Linked DNA regions of Homo sapiens: regions 1 and 2 are each linked to region 3. A link is an interaction called in ENCODE POLR2A ChIA-PET data of the cell type or tissue named here. Cell type or tissue: MCF 10A. All regions are shown on one strand. Each heading gives the region's core, and the rest is flanking DNA. Links, peaks and the distances in the headings are about the cores only.

Region 1 (5,549 bases), core at 310-5,309, 90 kb before region 3:
GGCACTGCCATGATTTGTTTATTGATTGTGAGATACACAACATAAATATTTTTTAAATTTAAGGGAAGGTTAATAATCTAAGAAATTTTGATTAACTATTATTTATAATAATCCATTTGGAGATTTTAAAAGTATATGGACATCAGTTGGAAATAATCTCAGAAGCACAGAAAATGAGATTTAAAAAACAATCAAGAGCAATTTTATTTTTAAAGGTCAATTCACTTATAAGAGACTCAGAGAACATGCAATAATTGCCTGTAACTACATTTCCATTGACTTCTGAGTGGTAATTTTATCTTTAACACCCCCTGCTGGTTTGCCTTATGGTTTTAGTGTTATCACTTTCTTTTTTTTTTAATTGTAATTTCATTAGAAGTCTGACATTTTTCCCGTCCTATTCTCTTTGTTCTCTCCCTCAAAAAATAAAGTGAGAGGGGTATGAGCAAAGGAAAAACAGAACAATCGATTATTACTTTATAGAAATTCACCCCTCACAACTCCAGCCACCATATGTAAAGGAAATAGGCTAGAGAAGCACAAAAGAATGAGGAGATATACTCAGGCTTTCTTTTAAGAACTTTATAACTTGTTGCATTACTCATTTATTCAAGGCCATTGCCATAGACTCTATGTCTCATATTACTCCACAGTAATTATCTGAAAGATAAACCCAGGAATGTGTAGATTCACAGGTCAGGGCCAATGTATGGTCATCCTTTTTTTTTTTCCTAGGGTTACAGGCAGATCAATTCAAAGCACTGCTTGAGATGGCACTTACCTGAACAGTTGTTTGTTCCACAAAAGCACCTTATAGTAAGTTTCTATCCTCTCATTTTACTTCCTACCACAAAGATCCTCTAATGCCCATGTGTGATGTAAAAAAATCAAGAAACAGCTATTACCTCATTTCTGATAGATCTGGACTCCCTTTTTGCATTCAAATAGCATTTATTGAATGTCCATTCTGTGCTTAGCACTGATCGAGGCACATGAACAAGATAGGCCATGTCCCTGTTCCTCCAGAGTTTCCAGCCTAGTGGAAGAAATAAATAACAGCAAAGGAAACAAACAAACAAACAAATAAGCAAGATAATACAACATAGTTATCAGCTCAAAGAGAACCATGAAGCAGGTGGTGGTGGTATGATAGAGTAACTAGGGAGGAGGTGGGGCTGTGTGGGGAATATTTTTGTTAGTGTGGTCAGTGAGGGCTGCTATTGAAGAGGTGCCCAGTCATTTACCTTCAGTCTTTCAACAAGAGTGCTGCAAGCTTCATTCTTCAAATCCTCTTCCTGCCATGACTCTCATGGCTTAGTCTAATGCCTTTCCTCTATCCTTTCTGCTTTCGGATCCTGGGAAGTGTTTGCAAGGGCTCCACACCCCCAGCATTTCTCATGATAGCCTACTTCTCACAAATCTACATTCACTTTATAATCATCTTTAATCCCAGTATCTCCATTATGGAAACATGAGATGAGATTGGAAATAAAAGGGATTCCTATTTGTTTCAACTATATTTTAAAATGTGCTTATTTGCATATGAATACAGATAATTCTATTGTGCTATTTGGGATTCTGCTAAAATCATCTCTTTGCAGAGGAAAAGTATTGCAACACCCACAGTAGCTTTCACTCTCACACAAAAGACCAGATTTCCAGAGAAAATGTTTCTTGGGCTGCTTTAGGAAGTCCAGGGCCAGTGATGGTCTTCAGGGTGGTGGGAACTTTTCTTTTCAGCCGCAACTGATGAACGTACATGTTATCTGGAGACAAGATTATAAATTTTCTTTGATGTCTTTGACTGAAGTAACTTTGGTAATAATGTTTAACCACTGGAAAACAGTTTTTGAAGTTATAATGCTTTCCTGCCATTACTCTTCTTTGGCTGTAGCTGATTTAAGCATTTCTTGCCTTTAGATTCAAATAGCAGGGCATTGGTTCCACATGTCAAATTCTGTGCATGATAAATCTATTTTCTCTTTGAATTTTTGTGACAACCTCATTAATCATGTGTTAGGAATGAGGAAGCTGAGATTCAGAGGGATTATGGCCTGGCTCAGAGTCAGAGGTACAGAAAAGATTTCACTCAAGTCTTTTGATTTCAGTTCAGCTGTGTACCTCTCAGGCTATAGCTGTCTCCTGTCTATGTGTATATAGCACTGAACTAAGTCTTTAGGAAAGTAATATGAAATTTAGTATTCAGGTAATCATCTTAATGAAGATTCCAGTTTTATTGGGACCACTAGTTACCAATGGAACAAGATGTTGAATATGTGCATGAATATATAGATATTAAATATGATTACAAACAAGAGGGCATATCCCTCAGGTGTTGGCTCCCTCTTCTCATATGCAGCCCTGAAGACACCACAGGGTACAAATATCAAATATAGCATGAATTTATAAAATTATATATAAAGATATAATTTACTGAAGCAACAAGAGTGTCTGGTATTATAGTAATAAAGAATGTATGAATTTTTACTGAGAAAAACATTTTAGCTCTATTGCTCTATTAAAAGAAAAAAGAAAAGACCTAAATAAATGACTAGGGCAATTTATTGTTGCTATTATGTCATTTGTCTCCAGATTGTTTTATGTATTTCATGACAATTCCAATCAAAATCACAGTAGGAATTTCTGAAATTATGGTAAACTGATTTTAAATTTTATAAGAAAGCATAAAGGCTCTTGAGTAACTAAGCAATTTTGAAAAAGAACAAAAGAATAGAACCATTTTACTAGAAAATGAGATTTGAGAAAGACATAGTAACTGATGTTATAAAGTTTAGGTGCAGAATAAGCAAAGAGACGAAAGGGAAAAATGAAAAGTCCCCAAATCAAACTGTGCATCTGTGAAAAATAAGTAATGATGGGGACAGCTTGACAAGTGCATAGCAAAAGAAAAGGCCAATTTAGAAAATACTTCAGAGAAAAGTATTACTATAGGGAGAAAAATACAGTTGAATCCCTATATTGACCCATTTAAAAAAAAAGCTCAAAATGGAGTAATTTCAAAATGTGAAAGGAAACCTGTAAAGTGAATAGAAGAAAATGTAGGGGAATATCTGTTTGCCCTTGGGTGGTAGAAAAATTATTAAATAAAGCCTCATATGCTCAAGCTGTCAAGAAATAAATTGACGAATTGTACACTAATCAAAAATGAAAGACTTGTGTTCAATGAAGGGCATCGTGAACAAAGTTAACAGTGACAAGTGACTGGTGACATTCTAGAAGTCTTTGCAATGCCTAAAACTTTAAAGGTATCAATAGCTAGAATGTACCAGAGATTAATGCAGGTCAGCAATAATAAAGATAGAAAAAAGTGATAGAAAAAAAGACGATGCGGATAGGCAATTCACAGAAGGGGAATCCTGAGTGGTTTATAATCTCCTGAAGACATAGATACTCAACCTAACCATCAATCAGAGAACAGCACAACAGAGCACTATTGAGATGGTACTTCAAATCCATCAGATTGGCAAAATCTACACAATCAGACAACACCAAGGGCTATTGAGTATAAGTTGGAACAAAACCTTTGCCCTGCTGGTGTGGGAAGGTAAATTACTATAGCTCTTCCAGAAAGCAATATAGCAATTTTTATAGAAATCTTGTATGCATGATCCTATGACTCAGCAATCTCCTTTCTGAGTACATGCCTCAGAGAAACTGTCCATAGTGGAAACTGAGGTGGATGGATCACTTGAGGCCAGGAGACCAGCCTGGCCAACATGGCGAAACACTGTCACTACTAGAATAGAAACAACTAGCTGGACATGGTGGCACATGCCTGTAGTCCCAGCTACTTGGGAGGCTGAGGTGGGAGAATAGCTTAAACCTGGGAGGCAGAGGTGGCAGTGAGCCAAGATCACACCGCTGTGCTCCAGCCTGGGTGACAGAGCAAGACCCTGTCTCAAAAAAAGAAAAGAAAATTTCTCTCTATGGACAGTTTCCCTGATCCTCATATAAAACAGTAAGTACAGTAAATTTGCAAGGAGGTTCATGAAAGAGTTTTTCAGGATGAGGGTCCATCCTGAAGTACATAGATGATGTTTGGTGTGTGCATTTGACAGAAAAGGGTGCAGCAGGCAGAAGTATTAAATTAGATCGACATGTAACACACAGATATCTCTCAAAAACACGATGTTGAAGGAATTAAAGTTAGAAATCAAGTAAGATTTCTAGCACAATGTAATTTATGTAATTTAAAAGCAAAGACATATAAAGACTTTCTTATGGTATACATTTATCTAAACAAACATTTGCAATTTGGACTGGAAGGACACACATTAAATACAGTAGAGTGGGTGCTGGAGAAGGGAGAGAAGTGAGAACTGAGGCTGTAGGGTGAAAAGGAGAAAATAAAACAAAAAGGGGCCCTGCACAAAATAGGAAGGATATGACGTGGACCTAAGAGAATGAGTGATTCAGTACTGCATGGAAACTTCCCAGGAGGGGAAAGGTCAGAGTGGTTTGGGAATATCCAAAAGGCTTTTCAAAAAAGAGTTGGAATATGAATAGTTATGGGTAAAGTAATTAGTACATAAAGATGATGGTTAATAACGTCCAGAATGTCCAGAATAAATGTCTCACTGAGAGTGAAATTAGAAAGAATCAAAATGCAATAGAAAATCCTACATAGACATGTCTACATTTTTCAGTAACATTGTATATACTTTCTTTTCTCATCAATCTTGTTCTTTTAAAACAGAAATCTATTAAAAGTGGCTACTACTATGATGCAAAGCTGAGTGGCAGTGCTTACTTTTAAGAACTTTTCATGTGTGTATTAGAGATACATATGTTGATTATGAAAAATGAAAATATAGTCTTATAAGTCTTCTACTTTAGTTTTATTCTTGACGTGCTTATTTTTAACAACCTTCCTTCCTTCCTCCCTCCCTCCCTCCCTCTCTCTCTCTCTCTGTCTTTCCTTCCTTCCTTCCTTCCTTCCTTCCTTCCTTCCTTCCTTCCTTCCTTCCTTCCTTCCTTCCTTCCTTCCTTTCTTTCTTTCGAGACAGAGTCTCACGCTGTAGCCCAGGCTGGAGTGTAGCAATGATATTGGCTCACTACAACCTCCACCTCCCAGGCCCAGGTGATCCTCCCACCTCAGCCTCTCAGGAAGGTGGGATTATAGGCATGCTCCACCATACCCAGCTAATTTTTTGCGTATTTTGTAGAGATGGGGTTTTGCCATGTTGCCCAGGTTAGTCTCAAACTCCTGGGCTCAAGCTATCCACCTGCCTCACCTTCCCAAAGTGCTAAAATTATAGGCATGAGCCACTGTGCCTAGCCATGAACAAACTCATGCATTGTAATTGAGTCCTTGTGTTGCTTATGGAAAAGTATACATTCATTTTGATTCAGAAAACACACAAGGCTGAGTGTGGTGGCTCACACCTGTAATTCCAGCACTTTGGGAGGCAGAGGTTGGCAGATCACTTGAGCTCAGGTGTTCAAGACCAGCTTGGGCAACATAGCGAAACCCCGTCTCTACAAAAAATATAAAAATTAGCTGGACATGGTGGTGTGCATCTGTAGTC
Region 2 (5,549 bases), core at 146-5,145, 140 kb after region 3:
CACCTTTGATCTTAGAATAAAATACTGATTCCTTCCTGGCTTTACAAGGCCAGGTGCTCTGACTCATGCCAGCCCCACCATGCCTGCCTTTGGTCACTTTTCCTTCCCCTTCAGCTATTTGCATTTTCATCCTTCGGGGACCTTTCTGTGGACTCTACTTCAACATTCTGTTTATTTCCTTTGAAGCACTTGCTTCCATCTGTAATAACTGTGCGTGTTTATCTGTCGTTCATTTCTTGTCTCCACCATTAGGTGGCATCCCCAGGGGGAGGTCCTCATCCACTTTGCTCTTTGCTGTGTTCCCGGTGCCTAATGAGCATTATTTGTCAATGAGTGAGTGAGTGAATGAAGTGAGCAAAGGAACACACTGAGCAGTGACAGACACCTAAGGTCACTCCATGCAGATCATAGTACTAGGTTATTTACATAAATATATAAGGAAGTTCCATCCATGGCCCATGGCATGGGAAGCAAAGAGAGGGCTATGGTTGGGATCAGGCCAAGAGTTGTACTTTCATCTTTGACTTACACTTATCATCAAAACCATTCCCCTCCCTGCTTAGAGAATACCAGCGAAGCAGACAGAACATCAGGAGCCACTGACCCACATGCTAAGGAAGCTGGAGGGCAGCAAGGAAGCACAGGCTCACTAACTCATCAGGTGCAATTTTGCGTCAGTGCTGTGGGTACCGATCCAGGATGCAAACACCAGCTACTCAACCAACCAGGAACACTTTGTGTTGATCCAATGCCTTCCCCTTGAAAAGGCGCCAGCACAGTTTCATAGGCACACAGCCCTGCTCAGAGGTAGGCACGTTAACATTCCCATTTTACAAATGGCAGGAGAATGTGCCCATGATCAGTGGGCTGGGCACAGTATTGGCCAGCAGGCTCATGTCCAGACTTCCAGGGGTTCTGTCTCCATCTTCACTGTGAGACGATCACAGCCTGAACAAGGGAAACTAAGTTCAGAACTGTCACCAGTTCCAAATCTGTGCCTGGGGAAGCCTGATGAGAGCTGTCTCCAGGAGAATTAGCTAGGGCAGAAATGCTTGCTGGGCTCCAGGGAGGCCTGGGCCAGACATCCTGGGGCACAGTTTTCCCCCTGCTGAAGTGTTTCTGGTTTGATGTAATTTCCGCTGCCATTCGTGGCCTTTCTCCTAGGCAGGATCCTGGCACCTGACTGAGGAACCATCCAAAGAACAATGTTAAGCCAGAATAAAATGTCCAAGAGCCTCCCAGGCCGGGGCAACCATCAGGGCGGGCCGATCTGGGGGTTCTTCAGGAAGGTGGCCAGCTTTTGGGCCACAGTGTCCAGTTCAGTCGGGTTGGTGCACTGAAAGAGGTTGCTGTTCCGGACGAAATAGTGTTTCAGGAAGTGCTGGCTCACGCACTTGTGCAGTTTCCTCACCAGGCGCAGAAATGCTTTGCTGAAGACCTGCCAGTCTTTAAAGTGGGGATATTTCTCGCAGGTCCAAAAGAGCACAGTCTGTGGAAGGGAGAAGTGCTGTCAGACATTGTTTCGGGCAATTGAGGAGGATAGCTTGGAAACAATTATTGAGCTTATGTGGCCTTGGAAGGAGGGAGAAAAGAGTTGCCTGGGCAGACTGGATCTACCATGAATTCACAATCCCCAACTTCAGGTGGGCCTTCAGTTTACCAGCTGGTCTCCCGCACCTCTTCCCTAATCTATTCCCTCACTCTCCTCCAACATTTCCAATGTTCACTAATCCAGGCAATGTCTTTGCCTCCTACTTTACGGGGAAAATGGAACCCCTCATCCTCCCAAACCAGACAGATCTTGCCTACTGCGGCACCCACCTCTCTTCCTCCCTGCTTCTGCCTCTTCTGCCTGTGGGGCTGATCCCTCCACAGGGCCCTGGATCCCATCTTCCAGGAACTGTATATGACTGATTACCCTCTTCCTCAACTGCTTTTCACAAGTTGAGAGCTCTCCTGCAACCCCAACCCCACATCTGCCTCCTGCCCTCACTCTTCCCTCTGCAAATCCAGGCTTCTCTGGAGAGTCGGCTCTATTATTTGTGGTCATTTCCTCTCCTCCCATTTCTTGCCTCAGTCTGCTCCAATATGGATTCTTCTCTCATTAATCCTCAAAGGCTCCTCTCGTCAAGGCCCAGTGATCTCCACTTTTCTAAATCTAATAGGCCTTTGTCAGCCTGCACCTTACCTGACCTTTCAGCAGACCTGGTTCTCTCGCCCACACCCTCCCTCCTGAGCCATCCTTCACTTGACTTCCAAGCAATCTGCTCTCTGGGTTTTTTCTCCTAGCATTACAGCGCCTCCCTGGCAGGCTTTTACTCCTTGGCCTGCCTTTGAGAAGTGGAGTTTCTGGAGGCTCAATTCTAGGCCCTCTTCTCCTCTCAGTCTACATTCATTCCTCAGCTCTATGTTGCCTCCACCACAGCAGCTCTAATTCTCACTACATATGAATGACTTGCAAATTTGTGTCTCCAGCCCAGACTTCTCCTCTGACCTGCTTATCGTGTATCTCTTGAGTATCTGAAAGTTATCTCAGTCCCAACATGCCCAAACTGAACCCCTGCTCTTCCTGCACAAACCTGATCTGCCTCCAGAGTTGCTTAACTAGCTAGTTGTGCAACACGAAAACCTAGGAGTCGCCCTTCTCCCTTACCGTCCCCAGTCAAGTCCTGTAATCCTCTTGTCTAAGTATTTCTCGAGTCTACCCATTTACCTTCACCTCCAGTATTATTCTACCATCCCCCTCCACACTGCCTCCACATCTCACTGGACCTCTGCAGTAGCGATCTCATCAGCCCATCCCTGTTCTTGCCACCATCCAAATTATCACCATCCATACTGCTGCCAATATACATCTACTTCCCTTCTCATCTAAAATACTTCAAGGTCCCATCCTGGCTAACACGGTGAAACCCCATCTCTACTAAAAATACAAAAAATTAGCCAGGCGTGGTGGCGGGTGCCTGTAGTCCCAGCTACTTGGGAGGCTAAGGCAGGAGAATGGCGTGAACCCAGAAGGTGGAGCTTGCAGTGAGCCAAGATCATGCCGCTGCACTCCAGCCTGGGCAACAAAGCGAGACTCCGTCTCAAAAACAAAAAAAAAATTAATAAAATAAAATACTTCAAGGTCTTCCCATTGTTTGTTAGCTAAAAACATCATCCTTAATGTGGTGTGGTTTATAAGGTTTGGTCCCTGCCTTCCTTTCCAGACTCATCTTGACCTGTGTCCTCCCTTGCTCTCTTCATGTAGCCACACCAGCCATTTCATGCTCCCTTCTACCACAGAGCCTTTGCACATCCTGCTTCGGCTGCATAGGGCACACTTCTTTCCCTTCTTTGTCCATCAGATCAAATTTCCCTAGTACACCCATTGCACACTCTCTTAGTCATGTACTTCTCATAAGAAGCAGCGACAACAGTAGTAGTTTTTATATTTATGTGATTAATTTTATCATTTCCCCTACTGGATTATAAACTTTATGAGAGCAGTGAATGATGCCTATTTTTATTCACTATTAAGCTACCCAGTACCCAGCAAAGGCTAGCCCATGAGAGGAAGTTAATAAACATTTATTGAATAAGTGAATTAATGAATTATCCATTAATGTTATGGTTTAGATATTGGGTTATTTTTATACAGTCTTTATTTTTTAGAGCAGTTGTAAGTTCATAGCAACTATGTATTTAGATTACGTTATTATGAATAAATGAGTTAGAGATAATTTCATGCAAGCGAAGATAACCTAGATACCAGAAAAAATGTTAATTCCTCTTGTTAATTAAGCTTTTATCTCCCTAAGCAAACTGGGGCAGTTAAGCTCATTATAAGCAAGCCAATGTATTTTGAGTGGGTTTTAGGAATAAATAAGGCAATAAAAGATAAGCTTTTGCTTCACATGAAATAGTCTTGGGGCAGAGCCTTTTTGGGGAGAAGGTGAGGGCCTTGTAAGAGAGTGTCAGACTTAAGGTGAGGCAAGGCTGAGTGCCACAGCTTCCTAATGCTGTTTTGCAACCCAACCTCTTCCACTTTCCTCAAAATGAAGATTTGGCAAGGATCCAGCACACTCAAGTCATCATCTGGGATGGTGTCTAGCACCACATTTATCACCAGCCACATTCATTTCAAGGGCAGGGATGCCTAAATGGGAGATAATTCTGTCTGTGGACTAAGGATGGAAGACCAGAGAAAAAGGCAGTTAGCACTTTCTGTTTATCTTACTCCAGAAATAGCCCACTTAAAAAAAATGCCCATCCTTGAGGATGCCCTATTGTGCCACACAGGTGGGTCAGGGAGGATTGAAACAGAGAATCCTTAAGGAGTTGCCTTAAAATCCACCAGGTGACTTAGGAGCCATCAGAATAGAAGTCAGCCCTTGTGGGGAGTACAGATTTGCAAGCAGCCATGGCTGGGAGATCCATGGTGGCCCCATTCAATCCTGCCTGAAATATTCATGTCACCGAATGGTATTTCCATCCATCTTAATTGAGAGGTAATGAAGTCAATCGTTAAGGTTATGAGGTTTTGATATGAGATAGACTTGAGTTTGCGTCTCAGCTCTGCCTCTTCTAGTGTGGCCTGTATAAAGGAAAGCAAGAGAAGCTAAATCCACAGAAAGAATCAAAGTATCTTCTGCAAGCACATGCCCTCCATCCAGGAGAACAGCCTGCGTGTTTTTAGGGAAGTGTGCTTGGGACACGTTGAGAATGTTGGAACTCCAGAGAAAAGCCCCAGTGCATGTGAATGAGATGTTAACAGATTCTTCCGCAGGTCAAAATGGACAGGTTATTGGAAAGATAAGAAGGTGAAGCAAGGTTAGTGATTTTGTGCGAAAAAAAGAGAAAAGTTGAGTAAGATGTGAAGCCACTCATTCATTTGCTCAACAAATATTTAATGCGCTACTATGTACAAAGCATTGGGAGAGATAATGGGGGTTTTGTTCACCTTCTCCCAATGAATAAGAACATCGAGTTAGGTCAGCATGCCAGCTGGACAAGATCAATGTGGTATCTGTCCTTCAATAAGTTACTTTAGAGCAGACAGAGTAACATGGGGCTGGAAGACAGTTTTGTCCATCGAATGAGAGAAGGAAGAGGTATGTGAGGAAGGCACCTCACAGATAGGTGACTGCCCCAGGGACTTGTGCTTACCTGAGTAGAAAGGGAGTCCATCCTTTCTGGGGCCAGGGAGGAGGGCTGAAGCTAGGCTTCACAGCCCACACTAGCTAGGCTGGGCTGGGGTGTCCTGCAAGAGTCTCCTACCTCCCTACTCCAGCAGGCTGCACAGAGCTGCTACATGAGAGTACACTTCACTCTGTGTGGTTCACAATTTGAGAAAGAGGGAGTCGGGAGGGTGGTCAAAGGCCCCCTCTCCAGGGAGGCCCCCTGACTGCCCAGTCCAGGTCAGGCTCTGCTGCTCTGAGCCTTCACAGAGCCATACTCCTCCCTTTCCAGTGCTTCCTCACTGTGTGATTGTACACGCACCCACTGGCTTGCCTGACCCATGTCTATCTCCCATGCTAGACCAGAAGTGCCATGAGTGAGGAAACACA
Region 3 (5,549 bases), core at 296-5,295:
GGATTTCACCATGTTGCCCAGGCTGGTCTTGAACTCCTGAGCTCAGGCAATCCACCCGCCTTGGCCTCCCAAAGTGCTAGGATTACAGGCGTGAGGCACCTGCCTGGCCCAGAGTGGGTTTTAAGCACATTTTAAGAGGCATACTTCTGCATGCCCAGAGAAGGGCATCTGGTGAAATCTCTGTAAACCACTTTACATTCAGAATGTAAGAAGGTATATGGATGCTTACCTTAGAAGACTGAAGCCCTAGGAGATATGTTGTAGCTGTCTGAAATTATTTGAAGAGTTATCCAAATAACTCCAAAAGGCCAAAGTATAAGATCAATGGGTAAAAATTACAGAATGGCAGACCTTCACAATGCAGAGGTATACCATGAGGATTTTTGTCCTCAAAATACCCAAGTTACTTAATTTCTCCTGCTCTTAGTTTCCTCTTCTGTAAAGCAGGGCTAATAACAGTAACTCTTTTCACAGGAATATTGTAAAATGAAGTTGAAATAAGACATGTAAAGTGTACAGCCCAGTGTCTAACATGTAGGAGTCAATTTTAGATGGTTAGTATTTACTTTACTTTATAATAACTTTAAAAACACATAGAGATGCCTAATAATGGAAGAGATTGCTTTTGAAGGCAGTGAGCAAACATCCTGCCACCGAGCATTTCTAAGTGTTTGCAGAGGAGCTGTGGAAGGGACTCAACCACTAGGTGGGGGATTGGAGTCAGTGGTCCTCAGGGTCTCAGCCATTGAATGATTCCATGATTCTATATATCTACTGACCACTGTCAAAGGTGAAAAAGTCTCAGTGTTCTCCTAATCACAGCTGAGGATTCAAAAGCCAATTGAACCACAGGTTCACCCAAAGCGTGACTTGTTCCCAAGCATTGTCACACCAGTCCCAGGTAAGGACCTTATAGGTAGACATCTTTTGTCTTTGCCTACAGTCTCCCTTCTTCCACATTCATTTTACTAAGTAATTCACTCTTAATATCAGTTCATACAATTAGGGGGAAGCTGATTCCATCTCCCAGACCCAGAGGTTGGCCAAATGCCCAGGCTTGGCCAGTGCATCCCCTTCTCCTGGCCATGAAGATTTGTTCAGAGATATACATGTGACCCACTCAGTCCAATAAAAGCTTCAGGATGGTGCTGAGGCCACTGGGAGAGATGTTTTCTTTTTCCCAAGGTTGTTAATCTTAAGCCTGGAGCACTTGGTGGCATTATTTGAGAAAGAACCTAATAGAGGAAAAAAATAATTTGAGAGATGGAAAGAAACAAATTCCTAATAAGATTATTTTAACAGCTAGATCTAGGTACTCCTGAAGTATTCCTGAAGTTACCTAAGCCAGTAAATTCATCTTTTCCTTTAAGTCAGTTTGAGTTAGGTATGTCTCTTGTGACCCAAACACTAACGGCCAATCCTCCATCCTCCTGTCTTCAGGAGAATAATAGCTACAGGAGGCTGGGGGAAAGTTACAAATTACTTTGGGAAATTCCATTTGAAACAAGAGCCCGCATATGACTGCAATGACATGGGAGACCCCAAGTGAGAACCACTCAGCTGAGTCCAGTCAACCCACAGAAGGATGAGAGATAATGTTGCTTTATTGTAGAGCTACAGTAGGTAAGTGAAACACACATTCAATAATGGAATCTCTGAGAAAATCCTAGCACATACAGTAAAAGCATAGAGCGCATGGTTAAACCTCCATTTCTTTTCTGAGCTGCTTGGTGGCTCTCACTGATGTATGATGAGTCTATAGATGCAACATGTCACTAACTCATGAACGACAAAGTCCCTCTAGGGTGAACAACCAAGTTATAGAGAATAAGAGGCCTTTTAAGCCCTTTTGTCCACCTTTCTTCATATCAGTGGTTAAGATGACAGTCCTTTGTAAATTCTAAAGAATTTTCTTTATTCTTCCTCATCCAATCCACCTCTCTCTTATTCACCCAATCTGTATTCATACCCAGTTAATCTTGTTTTTGGTCATAAAGGGACTCTGTTACAATGTCAGGTAAATCCTTTTCACCTTCCTTCAAGGGAGGAATTAAGTCAGGGAAACTGTTTTGCTCCTTGGAGTAGTTGTTCTTTAAAATGAAGTTATTGATTAGGCAATGTCTATAAAATTAAGATGTATGTACTTAAGAATCCCAATGGTAAGACTTTATTCTACGGACATTCACAAGAGTTTGCTAATATATTTGTACAAGGATGCTAATTGGAGTGTTCTTATAATTGAGGAAGGAGGAAATGAATTGTCTACCCACAGGGGACTGGTTGAAGAAATGATGGTACATCCAAATGATAGAATCTATGAAACCAGATGTTTAAAAGAAAATGAGATAGATCCGTATGTATTGATCTGAAAAGAGCTCCAGGATATACTATGATGTGGAAACAGCACTCCTACCACACTGTGCGGCTCTGGTGGGCACCATTCACACTGTGTGCTATGGGAATATTGCCCCTGTTCAAGACACCCTAAAGTACAATGTGGTTGGTGTTCCATGAAGTTGTGCAAACCTGAGGCGGTTTTGGTACACTAAAGATGTTTAAGGACAAATGGAAATGTAGGGGTATACATACATTGTTTTCCCATGGGAAAGAAAGAAAAAGCACGTAAAAATGTGCGTTTAAGAGAGGGATAAGTCAGGGGATGGGAGCTTTCACTTTTTATTTTGTACATATATATTATCTAATCAAGTACTTCTACAATTATCTGAGGTTGGGGGAGAGGAGATTATGGGCCATTTTTTTTGTTTTATTCTTTGTATATCTTTTATTTGCAAATATTAATGTGTAGCTCTTTTTAAAGAATCCACTAAGCTTTTCCAAACACCAAACATAATTTTTGAAGATCATTCAAGTCAAGTTATCCACTTTTCTCAGGGAAAGCATATTTCTCATGTTGCAACCTTCCCTGTTATGATATACTTGTTTCTACTTGTGGCCCTGAAATTCTTGGGTAGGCACATATTTTCTGTCCCTGGTGCTGTTAGAAGAATGTGGGATTGGGGTGGCAGGTGGCTGCTGCTCCTCGCCTCCCCTTGGTCAGTCCCTGCCAGGTGGCCCACGCCATCAGACTCCTTGGTGCTGCTTCCTGCATGCCAACTCTCAGAGCTTGTTTAGAAGAGAGAGATGAGTCAGCAGATTTGCCTGATGCAAGACTGGCCTGGTGCCAGCATGATGCCCTGACTGGTTTCAGCCACCCAACTTCAGCAATAACTGGGAAGAGAGGGTCAGAGCCACCTCTTGGGTTCTGGAAATGAGCTCATCTTCTTTGGCTGCCCTGAGGAGACAGACAGCCTGGCCAAGGCTGAGGAGGAGGGTTTGAAGACTCTGAACCGAGTGCCTCCAAGCCAGCACAATGAGTGGTGGGGACGGCACTGGGAAGTATGAGGAACGCCAACACCACAATAATTGCAGGCGGGAGCGCCAGTTGACAATAACTTCTTCCTCCCCCATATTTCTCAGGAACACCCTCTGTTCCATTTCCTCTGTCTCTTCTTGGCTGAGGACCACAACTATCAAAAGCCAAAGACAGGAAGAACCAAACAATAATTCAGGTACATTGATAAAGTTGGGGACTTCCTCACTGCCAGCCCTGAATCACCGTCTCTTTTCAGCGTTTTCTCCTATTGGTCAGTTGGACTGAAGGAGCCCGAACTCTGAACCTGGTACACATACTCATGCCCCATCACCTCTTCTGACAGGTGCTGTCTCCATTCCAGGCTCTTCATGAATCAACCACTCTTCATTCGCTGGGCGGGGGCCAGGTGCTCTGTTTGACTGGGTGCTCCTGCTGACTGAGGAAAGCACCACCTTATCTCGATTTTCATGGTACGGTCTTCACAGCAGCCTAAGGGTCCCCTGATCTTTTGTTGCTTTCCATGGTTTTACCTGCCTTGTACTTGAGTCGCTCCTTTTCCGAGGCAAAGGTCTATCCCCATTGTCCTTCAAGGCAAAAGCCCCAAAGACATCAAACATTAGGAGTCCTCTTGCCTTCCATGCAACAACAGTACAATTCAACAGATGGTTTTATGCCAACAGTAGCTCCTGCCTGGGGACTCTGCTTTGGAAGAGAACAGTCTCCCCTGTCAGGAGACTGCAAATGCAGCTACCACTGGGTATATAAGGGGAAGACAAGTTTACTGACTGTCATGCTTGACATTGTAAGAATTTTGATCACCTATATTCCTCCTAACAATTCTGAGTGGCAAACATTTTTCCCTCTTTTTTCATAGAAGGGGAAACTGAAGTGTGGAGGGATTCAGTCATTTGCCAGGGGAAATCAGCTTAGATAGAGTCCCAGTCTGTCTCCTGCAAATCTCTGATGGCCTCCTTCTGGGTCAATGAGTTGACCCCACATGCTAAAGAAGTACAGTAAACAACTCTTTTGCTAGTGAACTTGCAGATTGTGTGTTCAGATAGACCCAACTTGCTACCCGCACAAATGCAAAGTGAATGTGACCCAGCCTATGGTTCACTCACAATGGGGCTTGGTGCCAACCTGGCCAAGAGATGGCAAGTCGCTACCTGTGGCAAATACCGTCCCTGCCTTAATCTTAATTCCATGAAACTCTCTCATGTAAGATTGAAGGAAAAACAAAGGAAGCTGCGAAATCCTCCCAAGCTCCAAAATTCAGGGCCTTTAAGCCAGTGGCCCAGTTAACATGTTCCTTCTTGTGATGGCAACCCCAATTGATATAAGCCATTGTCCTTCCAGGCTACGTAGGCCTGGCCTCAGAGCCTTTCCCTACTCATAATAATATGGCTGAAAGACTGCTTAGGGACTGCTGGCCCCGGGAGACACCTTCCTTTGGGTGACGATAGCAGCAGCTGTTCCATTTAGAAAAGCACTGTGCAGGCCTGGCTTTTGGCCCCATGGTTGTTATCATGAGGCTAGAAGGGAGCCTCTTGGGCCCCAGCTCTGGCCAAACCATTATAAAAGTCAAATTTCAAACAGAGTCAGCTCTCAATTATTCAGACTAATGGTTCAGTTTGTAGATGTTCTTCCCCTTCTTCACTCTGTCTCTAGCCTTCTCTTTGCCAGCTGCCTTTAGGCTCTCATCATTAATACACCCACCAGAGGAGGATTAGGCAGAGGACATAAGATCAATCAATGTTAGAGCCTGTGGGTGATTACAGTAAAGGATTTGTTTAAGAAGCAGGTGGAGTGTGGATTTTACGTATTCTTGCTAATCCCATTCCCACCTATTATGGACAATAGAAAACTGCCTTGAGTTCTTTGAGCCCCTCTGATTTGCTGTCTTGCCAGGAGAAAACAATAGAAAGACCAAAATCTACATGCCCAGAGCCAGGGGGTCCCAGGCTGAGACTAACTGGGCTGAGAAGGCAGCCACACCTGGCACCAGACCATCCTGCAGGCCCAGGGTGCAGTGCCTATCTACCCGGAAGCTTTAGGGTGTCCAAGGGCGAGAATACAGTCATGGGTTCTTAGTTTCTGTTTCTGGTTGGACCAGTAAAGCTCCTTCCTCATCCTTCTTATCTGCTTATTACTAGAGACAGAAACTAAAAACCATGGC

Evidence for each region. Peaks named below come from ENCODE experiments on the same cell type or tissue, not always from the same donor. Only the 100,000 strongest peaks of a DNase experiment are listed, where the experiment ranks them.
Region 1: POLR2A ChIA-PET joins it to region 3 with 5 read pairs; 4 of 35 experiments call an interaction of 5 or more read pairs at or near these places.
Region 2: POLR2A ChIA-PET joins it to region 3 with 5 read pairs; 1 of 35 experiments calls an interaction of 5 or more read pairs at or near these places.

What each region holds. Positions count from the first base shown.
Region 1 is chr1:116,355,728-116,361,276 of GRCh38, reverse strand. No RefSeq gene overlaps it. Among named protein-coding and RNA genes, the nearest start is that of ATP1A1, 15 kb to the left of the region's middle. In MCF 10A, for the core only: no CTCF peak of the experiment used is centred there; no DNase peak of the experiment used is centred there.
Region 2 is chr1:116,129,072-116,134,620 of GRCh38, reverse strand. It overlaps MAB21L3 (mab-21 like 3), which reads right to left. Exons shown (of 8, transcript NM_152367.3): 8 at 1-1,489. The coding sequence ends at 1,256. Among named protein-coding and RNA genes, the nearest start is that of MAB21L3, 20 kb to the right of the region's middle. In MCF 10A, for the core only: no CTCF peak of the experiment used is centred there; DNase peaks (open chromatin) are centred at 2,590 and 4,040.
Region 3 is chr1:116,266,000-116,271,548 of GRCh38, reverse strand. No RefSeq gene overlaps it. Among named protein-coding and RNA genes, the nearest start is that of ATP1A1, 100 kb to the left of the region's middle. In MCF 10A, for the core only: no CTCF peak of the experiment used is centred there; a DNase peak (open chromatin) is centred at 3,188.